Linked DNA regions of Homo sapiens: region 1 is linked to region 2. Evidence: read pairs that join two places in POLR2A ChIA-PET (ENCODE). Cell type or tissue: Caco-2. All regions are shown on one strand. Each heading gives the region's core, and the rest is flanking DNA. Links, peaks and the distances in the headings are about the cores only.

Region 1 (9,327 bases), core at 386-8,385, 70 kb after region 2:
AGATATTGTAGAATTCCAGGCTCTTCTCTGAAAAATGCAAAGGAATCGATGTTCGAGTACTACGGTAATCCACATCTTTCTCAGGTCAGACTATACCATATACTGCAGAAATGTTTAATCAATTTTGGCAGCTCAGGCCATGAAGCCCCACCACAACATCCTGAACTGTTACAGTCTAACTCTTGGGTCGCTGTTAAGAACTGTAGGATCTTCAAGGCTTTCTGGGAAGCTTTGCTCAGTTTGCAAATCACATAAAAGGGAAGAGTTGCCTCTTCCTGTTTGCCTGGCTTCCCTTCTGGGATTGCTTCTCTTATCAGTTTCAGGCTCTTTGGTATTTCTCTATTTTAAAGATTTCAAAGGGATGTGTAGGGCATGAGTCAAATGACACATATCCACCACCATTTGAGGCCTGATGTCCCCCGTAAGGTTGGTTGTCTCAGAATCCAGAAGTGGCTTATAGTCTGTGATAGAAATCCAATCCTCAGCAACTGCAGGGAGCAGCACTGAGGACCCACAGAAGGCCTTGTAGTCTTCCAGATCTGTCACTGTGGGCAGGCCCCACAAGCACACTGCAACTGTATACTATGGAAATACCCTATGAACACATCTAAGAGTGAGAGGTGAAGCCAGTTGGACTTCTAGGTTGGGTGGGGACTTGGATAACTTTTCTATCTTACAGGAGGATTGTAAAATGCACCAATCAGCACTCTGTAGTTAGGATTGTAAAACGTGCCAATCAGCGCTCTGTGGCTAGCTAGAGGTTTGTAAAATGAGCCAATCAGTGCTCTGCGGCTAGCTAGAGGTTTGTAAAATGGACCAATCAGCACTCTGTGAAATGGACCAATCAGCACACTGCAAAATGGACCAATCAGATCTCTGTAAAATGGACCAATCAGCAGGAGGTGGGCCGGGACAAATAAGGGAATAAAAGCTGGCCGCCCACAACAAGCCAACAGCAACCCACTAGTCCCTTTCCAGGCTGTGGTAGCTTTGTTCTCTCGCTCTTTACAGTAAATCTTGCTGCTGGTCACTCTTTGGGTCCGTGCCACCTTTCAGAGCTGTAACACTCACAGGGGAGGTCCACTTCTTCATTCTTGAAGTCAGCTAGACCATGAACCGGCAGGAAGGAACCAATTAGGGCACAAGAGCAACAGGCTGCTACTGCAAAGAGGCCCAAACAGCAGAGATCTCAGCACTTCCAGCATCCGCAGGCAACCCTACATGTTGACCCCTGTCTCACTGCCACCCCCTGATGTTCCCCCCACCCACGCTCCATCTGCCCGGTTGGAAGTGGTTTGGGGGAAGAGGAAGGGATAGCAAGTGGTAGACTATCACGTGGTCCCCCAAGCACAGGAGAGGTTGGCCAGCATTTATTAACCACGTGGTGAACGGCATGTTGTCTGAACAGTCACCATCAGGTCCTAGCAGCAGGCCAGATCAGCGCAGTGTCGTGAGGGCCCGGACTTAGGGAACGCATCCATGGCCAAGGTGAGGTAGCAGAAGCAGAAAAGGCCAAGGCCCAGCAGGCCAGCCAGCCCCTCAAACTGCAGCCCGCACTGCTGGTACATAGTCGTTGTGTGCAAACTTCAGCCATGCCAGCGCAGGCAGCACTAGCTGTTGGCTGAGCGCAGTCTCGACTTGGTGGCCTTCGGAAGACCGAACCAGGGGCTCGGGCTCAGGCTCTGGCTCGTGCTTTAACAGAAGCCTCCACCGGTGTCTGCTTCCGCGAACTGAGCTCCTCCTCCTGCTGGGCAACTTCAGTTGCAAGATGAGTGTCTCCTCCCTAGAGGCCATGGTTTGGAAGTCATTTTCAATACAATGATTTCAATACATACATTCAACACATACATTTCATTCAATACATTGATTTTTGAATGTGAAATCCAACTTTTTTTCTTAAACCCAAATTGTTCATGGTGTGTTATCATTTTTGTAGTTTGCTATATTTGATTTACTAAAATTTTGTATATCATTTATTGCATCTGTGTAAATGAGAGAGCTGGAGCTCTAGTTTTATTGTAATGTCACTGGCAAATTTTGGTTTCAGTGTTATGCTGTCCTCATAAAATGATTTGGTGAGTATTGTCTCTTTTAATACTTTACAGAATTTGTCTATTTTATGTAATTTTTTCCATAAATATTTCATGGAAGTCACTGGTGAATTCTGGATCTAGAATTTTCATTAAGGGAAGGTTTCAATAGATACAGAACTATTTTGAGTTTGCATTTCGTTTTGATAAGTTGCACTTTCCTTAGGGTTTATTTCATCTAAAATTTTAAATTAATCGGCCCAAAGTTGTTCACAATGATCTCTTATGAGCTTTCTAATGTCTAATGGGACCTGTAATAATGTACGCTTTCTCAGCCCTAATTTTAGTTGTGTGAGCGCTCTCTATAGAAACTCACACCCCTGACCAGGGCTCATTTTTTTGGGCTGGCCAGCTCCAGCCCTGGGCCAACTCTAGCCTTGTGTCTGTTTTTATAAAATAAAGTTTTGTTGGGACACAATCATACTTATTCATTTGTATATTATCTATAGCAGCACCACAATGCCAGAGATGAGGAGTTTCACAGAGACCGTAAAGTCTGCAAAGACCAAAAAAAAAAAAAAAAAAAAAATTTTTTTTATCTGGTCCTTTACAGAAGAAGTTATTTTATTCCTGATCTAGGCTATTAGTCTACTGAATGAACCAACTTTTTGTCTTAGTTTCTCCTCTCCTATGTTTATTTCAGTAATATCTTTTATTTTTTATTTAAATTTAATTTGCTTTTTAAAAACTTCTTGAAATAGTTTCTCAGATAAATTGATTTCCAGTTCTTCTTGACTGGCTTATTAAGCCATAAATTTCCCTCTAAATAAGGCTTTGACTGTGATTCATAAGCTTTGATATATTTTCATTATCATTTAGTTCAAAATATTTTCTAATTTGCATTATAATTTTTTATTTGAATCTTGGGTTATTTAGCATTGGATTTCTTAATTTCCAGATATATTTTCTAGTTATTGTTTGTTTTTAATTTCTAGGTGAATTTTAGAGTCCCCTGGGAATACAGCATGTATGATTTTTTTTTTTTCTTTGAAATTTTTGAGACCTGCCCCATTCTCCAACATATGGTCAATTTTGGTAAATATTCTGTGTGCACTTGAAAAAAATGTGCATTCTGAAATTGTGTTCAGTGTTCTAAATATGTCAATTAGGCCACGTTTTGTAATCCTGTTGCACTAATCTGTATCCTTACTGATGTATTGTTTGCTTGTTCTATCTGTTATTGAGAGAGTTATGTTATAATCTCTCATTGTAATTGTGAATTTTTTACATGTCCTTTTACTTCTGTTATTTTGGCTTTACATATTTTTCATACAAATATGGGTTAGGTACATATAACTTCAGAATTGTATGTGATCCTGGTGGATTAACCATTTTATCTTGTGAAACATCCTTATTTATCTCTGGTAATTAACCCTGCCTCAATGTTTATTTTCCTGATATTTAATAAATTGTAGCAGCTAATTCTTTGCTCAAAATTCCAATGTCCTATCTCTTCCTTCTTTTTTTATCTGACCAATGGATTCACACATCACACAATTCTTTACTTTCAATATTTAAATGCTCTTATAATTAGTACCTGTTTCCTATCAGCAATATATGGCTGATTTTTATTAAGTCTAATCTACCAGTCTTTATATTTCATTTTCAGTATTTAGTATAGATTTATGTATTTACTGATATATTTTAGTAAAGGCTATTTTTCCCACTTGTTATCTTTCTTTTTCTAATCTTTATTGACTCTTTTGAATTATTTCTCATAATTCAAATGTTCTCTGTTAATATTTATGTTATTTTAGTAGTTATCTTAAATTACTGACTTTTTAGAAAATAAAACAATGCCTTTACCTCTCCCAGACAATGTAAGGACTTTAAATCTATTCCCTCTCCATCAACTTACGTGATATTGTTGTCATGTGTGTTGATTCTATATAAATTTTAAATCCTAGAGGATGCGATTGTGTTATAGAGTCAGTATTCTTTTACATTTACCCATATTGTCACTAGTTCTATTGGTTGTTACTCCTTTTGGCATCTCCTTGCTTCATTGAGAAGTCATCTTTCTTCAACTTAAAGAATACGTCAGTATTGGCTGGGTGCGGTGGCTCACACCTGTAATCCCAGCAATTTGGGAGGCCACGGTGGGCAGATCACCTGAGGTCAGGAGTTCGAGACCAGCCTGCCTGCCCAATGTGGCGAAACCTCGTCTCTACTAAAAGTACAAAAATTAGCTGGGCATGATGGCGGGCGCCTGTAATCCCAGCTACTTAGGAGGCAGAGGCAGGAGAATTGCTTGAACCCGGGAGGTAGAAGTTGCAGTGCACTAAGATCTTGCCACTACACTCCAGCCTGGGCGATAAGAGCGAGACTCCATCTCAAAAAAAAAAAAAAAAAAAAAAAAAAAAGGATTTCCTTTAGTGTGAAGCTTCTGTGGTGGTTTTTTTTCCTTAGCTTTGTTTGACTGAAAAATGTCTTTATCTTCTTTTTTTTTTTTTTTTATAATGAGACTTTATCTTCCTGCCTTTCTAATTTCCTCCTGGTTTTTATTTTCAAAATTTTAAGTGTGATATTTTCTAGGTGTGATTTCCTTCTATGTATCTTTCTTGTGGCTAATGGAGCTTGGTTAGTATCCTTTTTCTGTTGGAACATTGAGGGTCATCGTTATTTCTTCAGCTGTTACTTTTGCTCTATTTTCTCTCCCTGGAACTCCCATTATAGGTCTGTCAGACTTTTCACCATGTCCCATTTAATTCTTAAGTTTTTTTCCTGTATTTTCCATCTTTTTGTCCCTTTGTGTCAATCAATACATTTTATTTTGGCCTATATTCCAGTTTACTAAACATCTTTTTAATAGTATCTTTTTCCTTTCTTTTCTTTTTTTTTAGAGACAGGGTCTCACTCTATCACCCAGGCTGGAGTGCAATGGTGTGATCATAGCTCACTGTAACCTCGAACTATTGGGCCCAAGTGTTCCTCCTGCCTCAGCCTCTCAAGTAGCTGGGACAAGAGGCGTGCACCTTGAACTGTACCTAATTGGCTTTTAAATCTATCCATTTGGAATCATGCTATGAGGATTTTTTTAAAACAGCTTTATTGAGACATTAATTCACACACCATACAATTCACCCATTTAAAGTGTATAATTCAGTGGCTTTTAGTATATTTACATGGTTGTGTATCCATCACCACATTTCTTTTTTACATTTAGAACATTATTAGAACATTTTTATTACCTGGAAAAGAAACCCTGACCTCTTAGTCATCACCACTTAACCTCCCATCATGCCCACCTCTGGGCAACCACTAGTCTGCTTTCTGTCTCTATAGATTTGCTTGTTTTTGACATTTTATATAAATGAAATCATGCAGTATGTGGTATTTTGTGGCTGGTTTCTTTCACTTAGCATAGTTTTCAAGGTGGATCCATGTTGTACCATGTAGCAGTCTTCATTTGTTTTTATTTCTGAATAACAATGTATACATGTACCATATTTTATTTATTCATCTGTTGATGGATATTTATGTTGTTTCCATCTATTGAGTTTTATATTTCACTGATAGTTTTCAGCTTTAGAATGTAATTTGATTATTTTTTATATTTTCTGGTTCTAACTCTTGTCAGAACTTCTTGTTAATTTATTGAACATATCTAGCTGTGTCTTACAGCTACAGTATCTGGATTGTTTTTGTTGTCGCTGCTCTGTTTCTGTTTCTTTTTCTCTCTTTTTTTTCTCTTTAGCCTTGCTTTTTTGTATACCTATTTATTCTTTATTGAACTCTTCAGATATTTTTCATGAAAAATGGCAGAGATAATTTGTGGCTCTGGATTATGCTATCCCCTCCAGAGAGGATTTACTTTGTTTCTGGCAGGCATTTAGGCAAGGAAGTTGATGACCTTAATCCAATCAAGCTTGACTTAAGTGTGAGGTGTGGTCTGTTGCTGGTTCACCCACGCATTTTAGGCCTCCAATCCTGAAAGCCCAGGGTGCTTACCAGGGCCCCTTCTTCTTAGTGATTTCCAAGTTTTGACTGTTAAATCTGGAGCTGTTAAAAGCCCTTCTCTGTTTCTCAGACTCTTAGCTGCCACCTTGACTTTGAACATCAGTAACAGCTGTAAGTATCAACGTGACTCTGAATTGTGGGTTTACATTTTTTTGGTTTTCTCCTCTTCCATATCTTTGCCTCACAAGTCTTACTTTCTTGATAGGTCTCATGTCTTTAAAAATATTTTTAAAATATATATTATCCTGCTTCTCTGGTTATTCTCAGCCAGAAGGCTTCTTTGAAACTATCTAGTTGGCCGATGCTGGAAACAGAAGTCTACCCACGAATTTGTTAAGAATCATTTCTTTCAAGGATATGGTAAAGCAAGCATTCTTACACATGGCTGATTAGAGTATAATCTAGTTCACCTCTCTAAAAAGCAGTGTTTCAGTTAGCCCATGGCCTTAAACACATTATACCCTTTGACTCAGCCATTCTAATTCTGTGAGCAAATCAGAAATAAATTATTAGAGAGGCAGAAAATATATTTACATACAAGGATATTCACTAAAACTCTTAATAGAGAAAACTGGATGTCAACTAAATATTCAATGATAAGGATGATAATTATGGTACATCTATGAGATAGAATAGTCTGTGGTGATTCAAAATCATGTATTGAAAAATATTTATTGATATAGAAGAATAAGATATAAAGAGGAAAATGATACATACTTTTCATGTAGCATGATTCCAATTTTTAAAAAAGTTACATGTTTAGGGAAAATGCTGGAAAGATACAAACCAATTTTTAATGAACTTAATGTTAGATGGTGAGATTAAGGGTTTTTAAACATTTTCTTCTTTATATATTTTTGTATTTTCAAAGGTTTTTAATATTGAGTGTGTACTATTTTTATAATGAAGAAAAAGTCACAAAAAAACCCTAAACTCACTTTTAATCTGGCAGATTATATTCCATTCTTTTAATACAGACTTTAGCAAGCTAGAAATTCTTTACATTTTTAAAGTCTTAGAAATTAAGACAAAGACACTTGCAGAAAACCACATGGGATGTTGCTGGAGAGATGACAGTGAGCATCTTCATCATGCTCCAGGGAGCAGTTGGCTGCATGACTCTAGTTGTTGTTTCAATAGTTGACAGAGGTTTCAGCCTTTGTAGACTTGGTGGTCTTCAGACTCTTACTGATTGAAAAAATACTTCTCTACAAAAGTACAACAGATTTTGGAGTCTTTTTCATTGTGAAAGTCATATATCCAACCAGATTTTATTAGCTACAGTTTTTGTTTTCAAAACCTCTGGGTGTTATTAGGGAAATTCTCTTCTTGAAATTCAAAATTGATTTTCCAGCTGGACGCAGTGGCTCATGCCTGTAATCCCAGCACTTTGGGAAGCTGAGGCGGACGGATCACTTGAGGCCAAGAGTTTGAGACCAGCCTGGCTAACATGGTGAAATCCCATCTCTACCAAAACATTAGCTAGGCATGGAGGTGTGTGCCTGTGGTCCCAGCTACTTGGGAGGCGGAGGCAAGAGAATTGCTCGAACCTGGGAGGCGGAGGTTGCAGTGAGCCAAGATTGCGCTGCTGCACTCCAGCCTGGGTGACAAAGTGAGACTTTGTCTCCAAAAAGGAAAAAAAAAAACCAAAAAACAAAACGCTTCAAATCCATTTTCATAAGAACCAATTTTTCCCACTGTTCTTTACAGAACAGGTCATTTATGAAGGGATCTTATCTTGGAAGAGGGAGGGTAAGAAGAGACAGTTTGGTTATTTGACTGATTACATAGCAACTCCATATGGGATGTTTTATTTCACATTCTTGAGTTAATCCTTAACTAATTTCTCATATCTGACCTCTGTTTTCTTTGAAATGTTGGTGAACATGTCAAACATTCTTCCCACCCACCTCGACACTTTACTTTCTTCCCCAGCTTGGTTTCAGATAACTGGCAACCTTATGATGTTTATTGCTTCAGATATGGACAGTTTAGGAACTATCCAAAGTTTCTCATTGCTCATCTGTAATAATACTTTTCATGATGGCACTAGAATCCTAAATTCTGGTCTGATTCAGGAAGATGGTCTATTTTCATATTTAAATTGGCCTGAAAAAAGTAAGGCCTTGTTGATACAGGTAGGGGTCCACTACCCTGAAATGTTGCTCAAAAGCACATTTCAATTTTATTCAAAAGCTGCTTTGATGTGTATTCCCCCAAAGCACCTTAGCTGAAAATCAAATTTTATTTTAGAGCTTTGTACAGACCAATGTCTCTTTCTAGCTTCCTGTACACCAATAAAATTGTGTATTTCAATTTAACCTCAATCTGCCTGTGTTTAAAATATAAAGCTAAGGTTAAGGGCTTTCACTGCTAGCAACCCTACCTGGACATCTCTATTTCTAGATAAAACCTTTTACTGAGAACATTTTATTAGTCCTGCAGCTCAACGCTGCCATATATGCCAGCCTGTCCTATTAATCCTTAGCTACAAAAATATCAGAATCATTTATGAGCTAAAGTTTTTTTTTTTTTTTTAGCTTTTTAATTTTCTGAGCCTTTGTGGTATTATTTGGGTCAGTTTGGTTGCTGGGGCTCCACCTCTTCCCACCTGCCCCCAACCCAGTGTCTCTGAGTTGGGGAGAAGAGTCTCAGGACCATGGGGACCAAGAGGCTTTAGGGCTGACCACCTACTGTAACTGGCTGTCTCATGCTGGCCCCTTGGCCTGATTTGGGATGCGAGATGCCCCATCACTTTCCTTTTGTGTTGTTCCTCAAGTCCTGGAATCCCACAGTAGCTCACCTTGTTTTTACCACCCTTTTCTCTTCTTTGGGGCCTACTGCACTATTTCCAAATTTTATAGTGTGTTTAGTGGGAAGAGCTGGGAGAAATGGCTCTGCACCATTTTGTATAGACTAGCTCTTTTTAGCTATATAAAAGGTTTCTTCTATTCAGACTTCTCCTCTTGTTCATAAAATGACACTCTACCTTCAGAGACCACATGTGATTTTAATGCCAGGATTCCAAGGCTTGTTCTCTGTCATATACAAAAACAATGATTAGGTTGAAGTGGTACAGAACCTTGAAATACTCTCTGGACCAGTTCTCCAGCTGAGACTCAGGATCACCTAGGACCCAGTTCCAGACATCATACTCATACTTCAATGTCATACTCAAATGAGCTTGGCAGAAATGCATAAATGTGTTAGAATTAGGGCCTGAGGAACCACTGTCATGCTTCTTTCTGCCCTTTCATGGTTAACAAAAACAGACTGA
Region 2 (9,327 bases), core at 967-8,966:
AGAGGACAGTAATCGCCCCCAGTTGAGAACCATTTCAGTAAAACTTTAATTACTATTTTTTCTTTTGGTTTATAAAATAATGATCCTGAATTAAATTGATGGAACCTTGAAGTCGATAAAATATATTTCTTGCTTTAAAGTCCCCATACGTGTCCTACTAATTTTCTCATGCTTTAGTGTTTTCACTTTTCTCCTGTTATCCTTGTACCTAAGAATGCCATCCCAATCCCCAGATGTCCACCTGCCCAAAGTCTAGGCATAGCTGAAGGCCAAGCTAAAATGTATCCCTCTTTTTCTGGTACATGCAGCAAAAGTAATATGAATTATCAGCTTTCTGAGAGCAGGCATTGTATCTGTCTTGTTTGGTGTTACATTGGCACCCAATAAATATTTGTTGAGTGAATGAATAAATTCCCATAGCACTTTATTCTTCACATGGTACATAACTATAGGGGCTATAGCTTGGTACCTTGTGAAGCAACTCTTGGTGTAACATACCTTATTTCTCATACTAAAATGCAAGAACCTTTAGAGCAAGGATCTTGCCATTCATCTTTGTAACCTCTTTACTCTGGAGCACTTGCATTTAGCAGGCATCATAAAGTTTTACGTACCAAGAAAATGTTGCTGTTTTCTGAATACTATGCATCAAAAAATGTTACCACTAATTTTTAAAGCTCTGCTAAGGAATATTGGGGCACCCTCAGATGCACCTTTTAATTGATGTCATATTTTCCTAATCCATACTTTATTCATGAGAATTTGAGTCACCCCAGCATTAGCTTGGAATTTCCTTATTTCCCATTTGCTTTGCAGGTGCCTTGGAGTCAGATCTGGTTTTGAATACTATCTTCCTGTTATGTGATCTTGGGCAGTTACTTAATTTTCTAGTCAATAACCCGTATCTATAAAATAGAGAAAATAATCCTACACACCGGGGCCTGTTGTGGGGCGGGGAGAGGGGGGAGGGATCGCATTTGGAGATATACTAATGTAAATGACAAGTTAATTGGTGCAGCACACCAACATGGCTCATGTCTACATATGTAACAAACCTGCACGTTGTGCACATGTGCCCTAGAACTTAAAGTATAATAAAAAGAAATTTTAAAAAATCCTGTCAAATAAGGTTATAGTAGAGAATAAGGATGTGTAAAGCATTTAGTCACGTAAATGCTTAAAAAAATGTAATTTTTACTTCTTTCACTGCCTCATTTAATTAGTTTTATCTTTAATAATACCTTGGATTCAGGGTAAAGTTTCAGTTATGTCCCAGTAATCATTTATTTTACCCTCGAATCTGCAATTTGGATAGAACATGGTGGGGACAGCTCGTCTCTATTCCTTGCAGCATTAACAGGCTGGAGGCACCACTTCTCTGGCCAGCAAGTTGGGCCTGGTTGTTGGCTGAGAGCCTCAGTTCCTTTCTGCACAGGTTCCTCTTTACATAGGCTTCTCAACAGGGCTACTAGAGCATCGTCACCATAGCAGCTGTCTTATAACAGAGAGTGGTCGGTCTGAGAGACAAAAAATGGAAGCTGCCAAATTGTTCTGGGTCTGGAAACTGTCAGGGCATCACTTGTGCCATATTCAGTTGGCCTAAGAATTACAGAGCCTGCCTCGATTCAAAGGGAGAGGATAGAGAGGACTGAAGGAATCAGTGCTCATCTTTAATATGCAGCAGGACAGGTTTGGGATTTTTTTTCCCCCTTGAGTCTGTGAAGGCATTACTTAAGAACAAAGTCAGGCATGTATAATTGAACTACAGTTACTTGAAATATAAGCCCAGAAAGTTTCAGATAATAAATACAACTATTTTTCTGCTGTTACCCTTGTACCTAAAGATGCCATCCTAATCCCCAGATCTCCACAACTATACCTACATAGTAGAAGGTTAAAATGTATCCCTCTTTTTCTGGTGCATCCAGCAAAAGTAATATCATGAATTATGAGCTCTCTGAGAGCAAGGATCATATCAGTCTTGTTTATTGTTGCAGTGAACAAGTACAGTTGCAGATATTCAGGAGTAATTATCTAAATGGCAGTAGGCTTATAAAACTGAATTTTCACCAGCCACACCCTCCCCCCAACTCCTTATCTGTAAAAAGCTTATTTGAGTGGTTACCTGTCTTCAGTAAAGATTGCGCTTGCATATTTGCTGTCATTGCATATTCTGCTTAATTAAGCTCTGTTGATATTGCAGTTTCTGTGCATACTTACATCTTAGATGCAATCTGAGGGCCTAGGAAGGCCTTTTAAAAATAAAACAATTCCGATTGCAGAGAAAGTGTAAGTCAAGGACAGTTAATTCAAGGGGAACATAGAAAGCTATTTAGATTTTAGTTGATGGTGCCAGTCTTCAGCGTAAAGTCAAAAGTGGAGGGAAGTTTAGTAAGGAAAAAATGTTGGGCTTGGAATACATTGTTTAGTCTTCAAAGCACTTTACTTTTTATGAAATATATTTTAGACATTCAGCAAATATTGAATACTTACTATATCAGGCAGTAAAGATATAAATTCATTCTTAAAATGTGCAACATGTTCAAACTGAAAAAAATACATTCTTAAACAGGAAACTTTTTCCTTCATACTTTTTAATTAACAAGACATATAAGAGTTGCATTAATGGGCGTGCTTATGATTGATCACCCAGCAGCATCATTAGAAATAATATATTTTATTCATGTGCAGAAATCTTTTGGTTGTCCTGGGGAACCTTGAACACAGAAAAGAGCTTTTATTGATAAGGTAATTGAACACACTTGACAATTAGCTTAATATGGTTTAATACCATTTGTGGGAGAAGATGAATCAGCCAGGCTCTTTACGTCAAGAATATGAAGTTTCTCTTGAGTCAACCAACTTAAGATGAGCTACGGAGACTGCAGTGAAAAGTTAAATATCCAAGTACACCAGCCAATTTCACACAGTGGAACCATGCTGTCCTCGGGCACCCTGCACCTCGCCCAACAGTCATCAACTAGATGGAGGCTCCTGGCTGCAAGGAGGATTTGATGGGAATGAGTAAATGTGTCAGCATAGTCCGTCCCTTCTAATGGAAAAGCAACCCAAAGAGCAAATCCTATTAATGGCTGGATCAGTATCATCTACTTGTCAAAAACATTCCATGAATTATGAGTCAAAATTTTATTTATGGTGGCATTACACACATTAAGAGATGAGGACTTCTGTTAGCATAATTTATTAGCTGGAAAAGTTGAGAAGGTTCTCTGGACTCATTTTTATAGGTGGAACCTAAGTGATCTGGATAATTGCCCACCAGCAAAATTGCTGGGCATGGTGGACAAAGAAAATGTTCCTTCTAATGATTTTTTATGAGCTGAGTAGCTATTGTTCCCAGCTGAGTGCTCTTTTCCTCTTTTTATTGTTGCTGAGCAAAAGAATTTATAAAAAGCTCTTTCTTTTGTATTAAAAACCCTGCTCAATTGAAATGCAAGTTCATTAAGTAATCTTCATTTCTCTTCCTGCCATAATAACCCTTTCCCTCTCTGTTCGATTCAACAGTATCTAGCAGCACTGCTCCAAATTTTAAGTCTGAACAGACTATATTACATAGATGTAGAGAAATACTCAATCTTCAGCATTAAGAGGGAGCTTAATTTCACACGGGTGGAATATGATCACTCAGGCTAGATGTTGGCCATAAATTTCAAATTAGTATCTCAACTTAGCAGGGGGGATCAACAGTGGCAAACTTCAATTATGACAGGATAAAAATCACATAGAGATATTGGTTCAATATGGACATCTAAACTATAATGCTAAAAGCCAATAATTAGAATAAGTTCATTTTAAGAAAAGCATTAATAATATTAGCTAACGTTTAGTACCTGTGCCAAACATTCTACCTATGTTACCTTGATTTTCATAGCCAGCCTAAGAGGTACTATTATGTATCCCCATTTTACAGGTTAAGAAACAGGCTCAGAGGAGTTTAGGATCTTTTCCAAGATTACATAGCCAGTAAGTGGTGGCACTAGGAACCAAATTCAGACTCTGAATCGCATGCTGTTTATATTATATTGCACTCATTCTAAATATGTGGGAATCAGAATGAAGGGGCTTGTATGACTTTTGGCTCATTTTTTGATGCATGTGACCTGGGATTATAAATGTGAAATTAGGTTTACGAAAGGATCCAGTGTCATTGTGCATCATGGGCAAGGAGTACCTAATCTCTTTAATTCTTCCCTGGAAGCTTACGATGTCCATCCAAGTGCACATAGCAAAAGTTCTGTTGTAAAGTTTAGCAGAGTGACTTTCTTTGACTCAGAGTGATGACGGAGGAAGCTTTGATAAGATTTTATCTGAAATGTTCATGGACAAGAGCTTTCAAGGAGAACATCCAGAGCAAGGTTCTGAAGACAGCTCATGAAGGTGAAGCAGCAGACCTGGCACAAGAAATGAAGAGAGAGCTCAGTGTATTAAAGATGAAAACAAGAAAACCGAATATATTGAAAGGAGCAGAGAGGCAATGAAAACAAGACAACTGAAATGAGGTAACTTGCAGCAATTGAAAGGGAATTTCAGTACTTTTATAGAATTCTTAAAAATTGTTTCCTGCTGTTTATTTTCAATTTTGAACAGGGTTATTTGTCCATGCCATACTTTTTTTGCCAAATTCCAAAATTGTGTATAGTTCTATAGTTGTCTGGTGGAGTCAATGGAACTTTAGTTACCAGTCTAAGAATGTGTCTTTGAGATTGTCCAGTTAATTCTCTATTTCCAGTAGCTGTAATAAATGGTGAAAAGGTTTCTGACTCCTGGAGAAAGTTTCTAACTCCTTATGACTAATATTCATAACAGACTTGTGAGTTCCTTGAACATGGATACACCTATATGCAAGAGTGTATTCCAAAGCTAACTCAGTGATCTTTCCATTTATCTATTCTTGGATTAGTGGTGCCTTTGCTCTTTCCTTCTGTAAATGTGAATAGTTAAGAGTTGACTGCAGAAGTGTTTACACTTTGGCTTCCATGCCTCTGGAATGTTTGTGCTTTGGTGGTGAGATGTGAGACTATATTTGTATAGTCTGCATCTCTCAGGCTGCCCCAGAATGTTGTACAGTGCAGTGCTGAAGAAAGCAGCAGGTACACACAGAAATGCAGCCTTTCCTGGTTAACCCTGCTTGGATCTGAGTTACACTTTGTTTCCTGACTTCTTGGGACTTAGGTAATCAGTTTGCCTTCTACTCTATCTCATTTTGTACTCGCTTACATACTACATTCTTGTTTGGGCTTTCGTTTCTTCTTGTAAGCAGAGATTTTTTAAAATCCAATATGTGAAAATACGGATGCACTACAATTAAATAAATAAAATGCTGTTGTGTTTGTTTTGCTTTAAAATTGTAAAGGATAAACAATAAGATAGTTTTATCTATGTGGTTTTCCCGATGCAGTTAAAATAAAACCTAATCTGCTAAAATTGAATTTACACTCAATTTTTCTGTTGTATAATTCTTGAAGAACACCTCATGTGTTGTACAACTTCATCTACATTGTGAACTCTTTTATTTATTGAAAGTCTATCTTAGTCTTTCACTTTTTCTACACTTCCCTTTACTTCCTCATGAGATGCTCAGCCCAGTTGTCCCTCAGGACACAGTATCGATTGGTTCACTTTTAAAAGCAACTGTTAGAAACCCAAATCATAGACATGTGAATTTTCTCAGAAGCCATTATTGAAACTTGGATTTTTACCTCTCATACCAAAATAAAGAAGGGAAAAAATAGAAATCAGCCCAACAATACTTTTAAATTGATTTTTATATTTATGTTGTAATGCAAATACCAAAGAAAAGTGCCTAGTTCCTTGGTTTATTTACTTATATCTTGCCTCTGTTATCTTCATATCAATTTTTGGCCTTAGCACTTTTGACTGCATAAAGAACTCTAAACATAGGCAATGGTAATAGAAATGCTGACACATCTGAACTGTCAGGCCCAGAATATATTATTGAATATGACTGCACAAATGCCTGGAACCTATACTTAGCGTAAAGAATAAGGCTGCTGTTTTCAACTTCCAACAGGAGGAGAGTACAGACATATGTGCCCTCTGTTTCCCCTCTCTGGCTCTTTCATTGTCTTTCCCCTATGTGTGCATGCAGGCAGGCACACATACAAACACATCCTGCCCCATGAAGTGGTCACATCTTAATATCTACTAAGGCCAGTTAGACATTCTGTGGGCCGAGTGTATGTTGCAGTTGCTTAACTGGCCTAAAGGTCTCATGATATCATGGGCACTATCGAGTGATGTTTCCAAATCTGTAGAAGGAGGAGGACTGGTAGTGTTGGGCTTGCATAACATAAAGGGCCTGTCTACCATAAAACAGGAGCTTGGATTTGTTTTTTTCAGGAGATGAATATGTTTTTCACAGCAGTCTAGTGAATTAAGAACAATACACAGAATCCCACAGCGAGCGTGTTCTATTTGAATCTGTTGATGGGATTTATGTATGGAACAACAATTTTCTGTATAGACATAATTGAATACATATTACCATGATCTGAAACCATGCAAGAATATGTATGGTGTGTGGGAAACCTGAAGACAGATACAACTGATGAAATTATTAGTTTACATTTTTTATTCAAAATATTTGTGAAGCAGCTATTCCCTACATATGCTCTATGTAGAAATGCAGAGACAAGTAGATGATTATAATGTGTCACCATCTCTTTTTTGGACTGATTTTTTTTTTTTAAAGACGGAGTTTTGCTCTTGTTGACCAGGCTGGAGGGCAATGGCACAGTCTTGGCTCACCGCAACCACCGCCTCCTGGGTTCAAGCGATTCTCCTGCCTCAGCCTCTCGAGTAGCTGGGATTACATGGACTGAATTTTTAATAGAGCAGGAATGCCAAAAGGGAAGTCCCTCAGATCTGGTGTGTGGCTCAATAATGCGCTCAGTTCCATGCAGCTTCTTCCCTTAGGGCTCTGAGTAAAGTCTCTGGTGCCAGAAGGTATGAGGGTCTCTTGTATTTAATAATATCAAGGGAGTACAGTGTTTTCCCTCAAAGCCTGGCCAGCAGTTACTCCTGGAGAAAGAAGAACAATCTGGTTGACAAATGTGTCACCCATGTAAACTCACCAGAAATATCTAGAGCCATGAACACCTAGTGGGGTCAGCAATAGGTCAGGCAGTAATTGCTCAGTGCCTCGTTCGCTAGCAGCAGTGGGAACTGCTGTAGTGTAAATTGGTTTTAGGGGCCAAATTGATCAACCAAAAGAGGCTTAGAGATTTTTGGTGTTTGAGTTACTGACGAGGGTTCCAACTTTCTGGATCACGTGATGAAATGCATGGCAGTTGACTCTGCTATCCTCTAGGTTTTGTGTCTCCCTTCCAACCCCCATCAGCAACCGTTTCTTGTTCTTGAGGCTGCTTAGCCTAAGAACTTTTGGTCTTTGCTGTCTGGGAGTTACAAATCCACAATGGCAGTGAAAGCTTTTCTTTCTCCCTCATCCTTTGTCCTTTCCTACTTTTGGCCTTTTTTTGCTTTTGCACCAGTTACACTTGTGTCCATCTGCTAGACACCCACAGCATCAGGGTGCTTGGGCGTGGTTCCTGCTGGGCAGTTGAGGAGCTCTGGGTCCACGACCCAGCTCTCCAAGCCGCCTCACCTTGCTTTCCCCTTCTGAAATACCACTCACCTACCTGCCCACAGAGGGAGACAGTGAGACTAACGAGAAGGGCATAGGGAGTAATGAGAAGAAATGCACAGCGTGTTCTGGACTCCTCGAAGAGAAGTGTTTGTTCAAGGCATTATTAATATTTTTGCAAGGCACAGTAACATTGATTTTTTCATCCAAGAACCATTTCGCATTTGCACAGAGTAGTCACTAGAGTGTTGAACCATTTTCTTTTATACATGGAGGAAGTGGCTCATCCTCGGCCTAAGAGCACCAAATTTGAGTTGGCATTTTTTATTTCCAGTTCCAGGCATGAATCTTTGCTCCATTTTGCAGGTAGCTGGAAAATCTTCTGTTTGTTTAAATCCACGTTGGGTAATACTGCATCATTTTAAGTTTTCTATCTGGAGCCCGGTACAGGAATTCACCAATGCCAAGCACGGACTCTGTGCATAGATGCCTTGTATAGGCTCCAAGCTGCAAGCCTCCCACACTGATGGATTTAAATTTTTATTTTACATCCCAGCCAATCAGGTGTCTGACTATAACTTGAAGCCAATTAGTATTTTTCACAGAGCCAGGTGCAAAGCTGCCAGGTAACATCTGCAAGTGACTTGCATTGCTCTAATGGGATCTGCATATGTTCAGCTCTGTATGAAGATGTTTTTCACTTGACATGAAGTCATCTTTGGTCTTGTTCTCCCTCGACTCCATTAAGCAGACACACCTACGTGTGTGGCCAATTTGATCCACTTTCAAAGGAGGATGGTGCCTAGTGTTTCTTTTCATGATCTATTATTTATGCTGATGCCTCTTGGAAAACTGTATCTACCCATCCAAAGTGCTTTGAGAGGGGAGGGGAAGGGGTGTGGCAACACATCTCTCAGTTACTATCAAGGCATTTTCTGATAATACGTGGCCCAACCTAAATTATCCAATAAAGATTTACTTGAGGACTTTGTAAATTTCTTTTAAAAAATATATCTGATGGAGGCAATTTTTTTCTCAAAGAACATACCTGAGTTCCTTTAACTTTGAGGAACAAAGACGTGGGTTCTAGTCTCCTAGTTTGCAGCTGATGAGCTATGTGGCTCTAGGCAGGACAGCCTTTGCTGAGCCACTTGCATAGGTGCTCACTGATGGCCATAGGACCTGTAGAAGGAGCACACCTTTCCGAGTCACACTGACCTCAGTTTGAATCCCTGACCCTCTCTGTTGGCACAGTCATCTTGTGGAAGTTTTGTGACCTCTCTTTTGGTTTCCTGACCCATGAAATGGGTATAATAATACATACCTCAGAGGGTTATTTGGAGAGTTTAATGCTTTCATATAGACATGCCTGCTTAGTGCCTGTACATGATAGCTTTTCAAAAACTGCTCATCTTCACAGCCTGTCTTTTTTACTCCACTGCTTTTATTTTATTTCAAGTACTATACAAATATTCCAAGTGGATTTTTAAAAGAATGGATAACTACCAGTATTTCCAACATCCTAACCTCAACTATATTCTTTTTTTCTGGGGTCTCTTCTAGTACATATTCACATAAAGCCTTAGGAATTGATCTTATAGGAAATGCCTGTAGGCAAATATGCTCATCTCTAGACTGGAAATTGAACCAAAGTATTTTACAACGACACTGTGGCTAAATAAGAAAACGTGTTTAACAGCTGA

Evidence for each region. Peaks named below come from ENCODE experiments on the same cell type or tissue, not always from the same donor. Only the 100,000 strongest peaks of a DNase experiment are listed, where the experiment ranks them.
Region 1: POLR2A ChIA-PET joins it to region 2 with 6 read pairs; 2 of 35 experiments call an interaction of 5 or more read pairs at or near these places.

The regions. Positions count from the first base shown.
Region 1 is chr13:43,179,401-43,188,727 of GRCh38, forward strand. It overlaps the pseudogene MOCS3P2. Among named protein-coding and RNA genes, the nearest start is that of LINC00400, 71 kb to the left of the region's middle. In Caco-2, for the core only: no CTCF peak of the experiment used is centred there; no DNase peak of the experiment used is centred there.
Region 2 is chr13:43,108,764-43,118,090 of GRCh38, forward strand. DNAJC15 (DnaJ heat shock protein family (Hsp40) member C15) reads left to right here. Exons shown (of 6, transcript NM_013238.3): 6 at 1-5,450. It overlaps LINC00400 (long intergenic non-protein coding RNA 400), which reads left to right and starts at 4,402. Exons shown (of 3, transcript NR_047013.1): 1 at 4,402-4,520. In Caco-2, for the core only: no CTCF peak of the experiment used is centred there; a DNase peak (open chromatin) is centred at 5,028.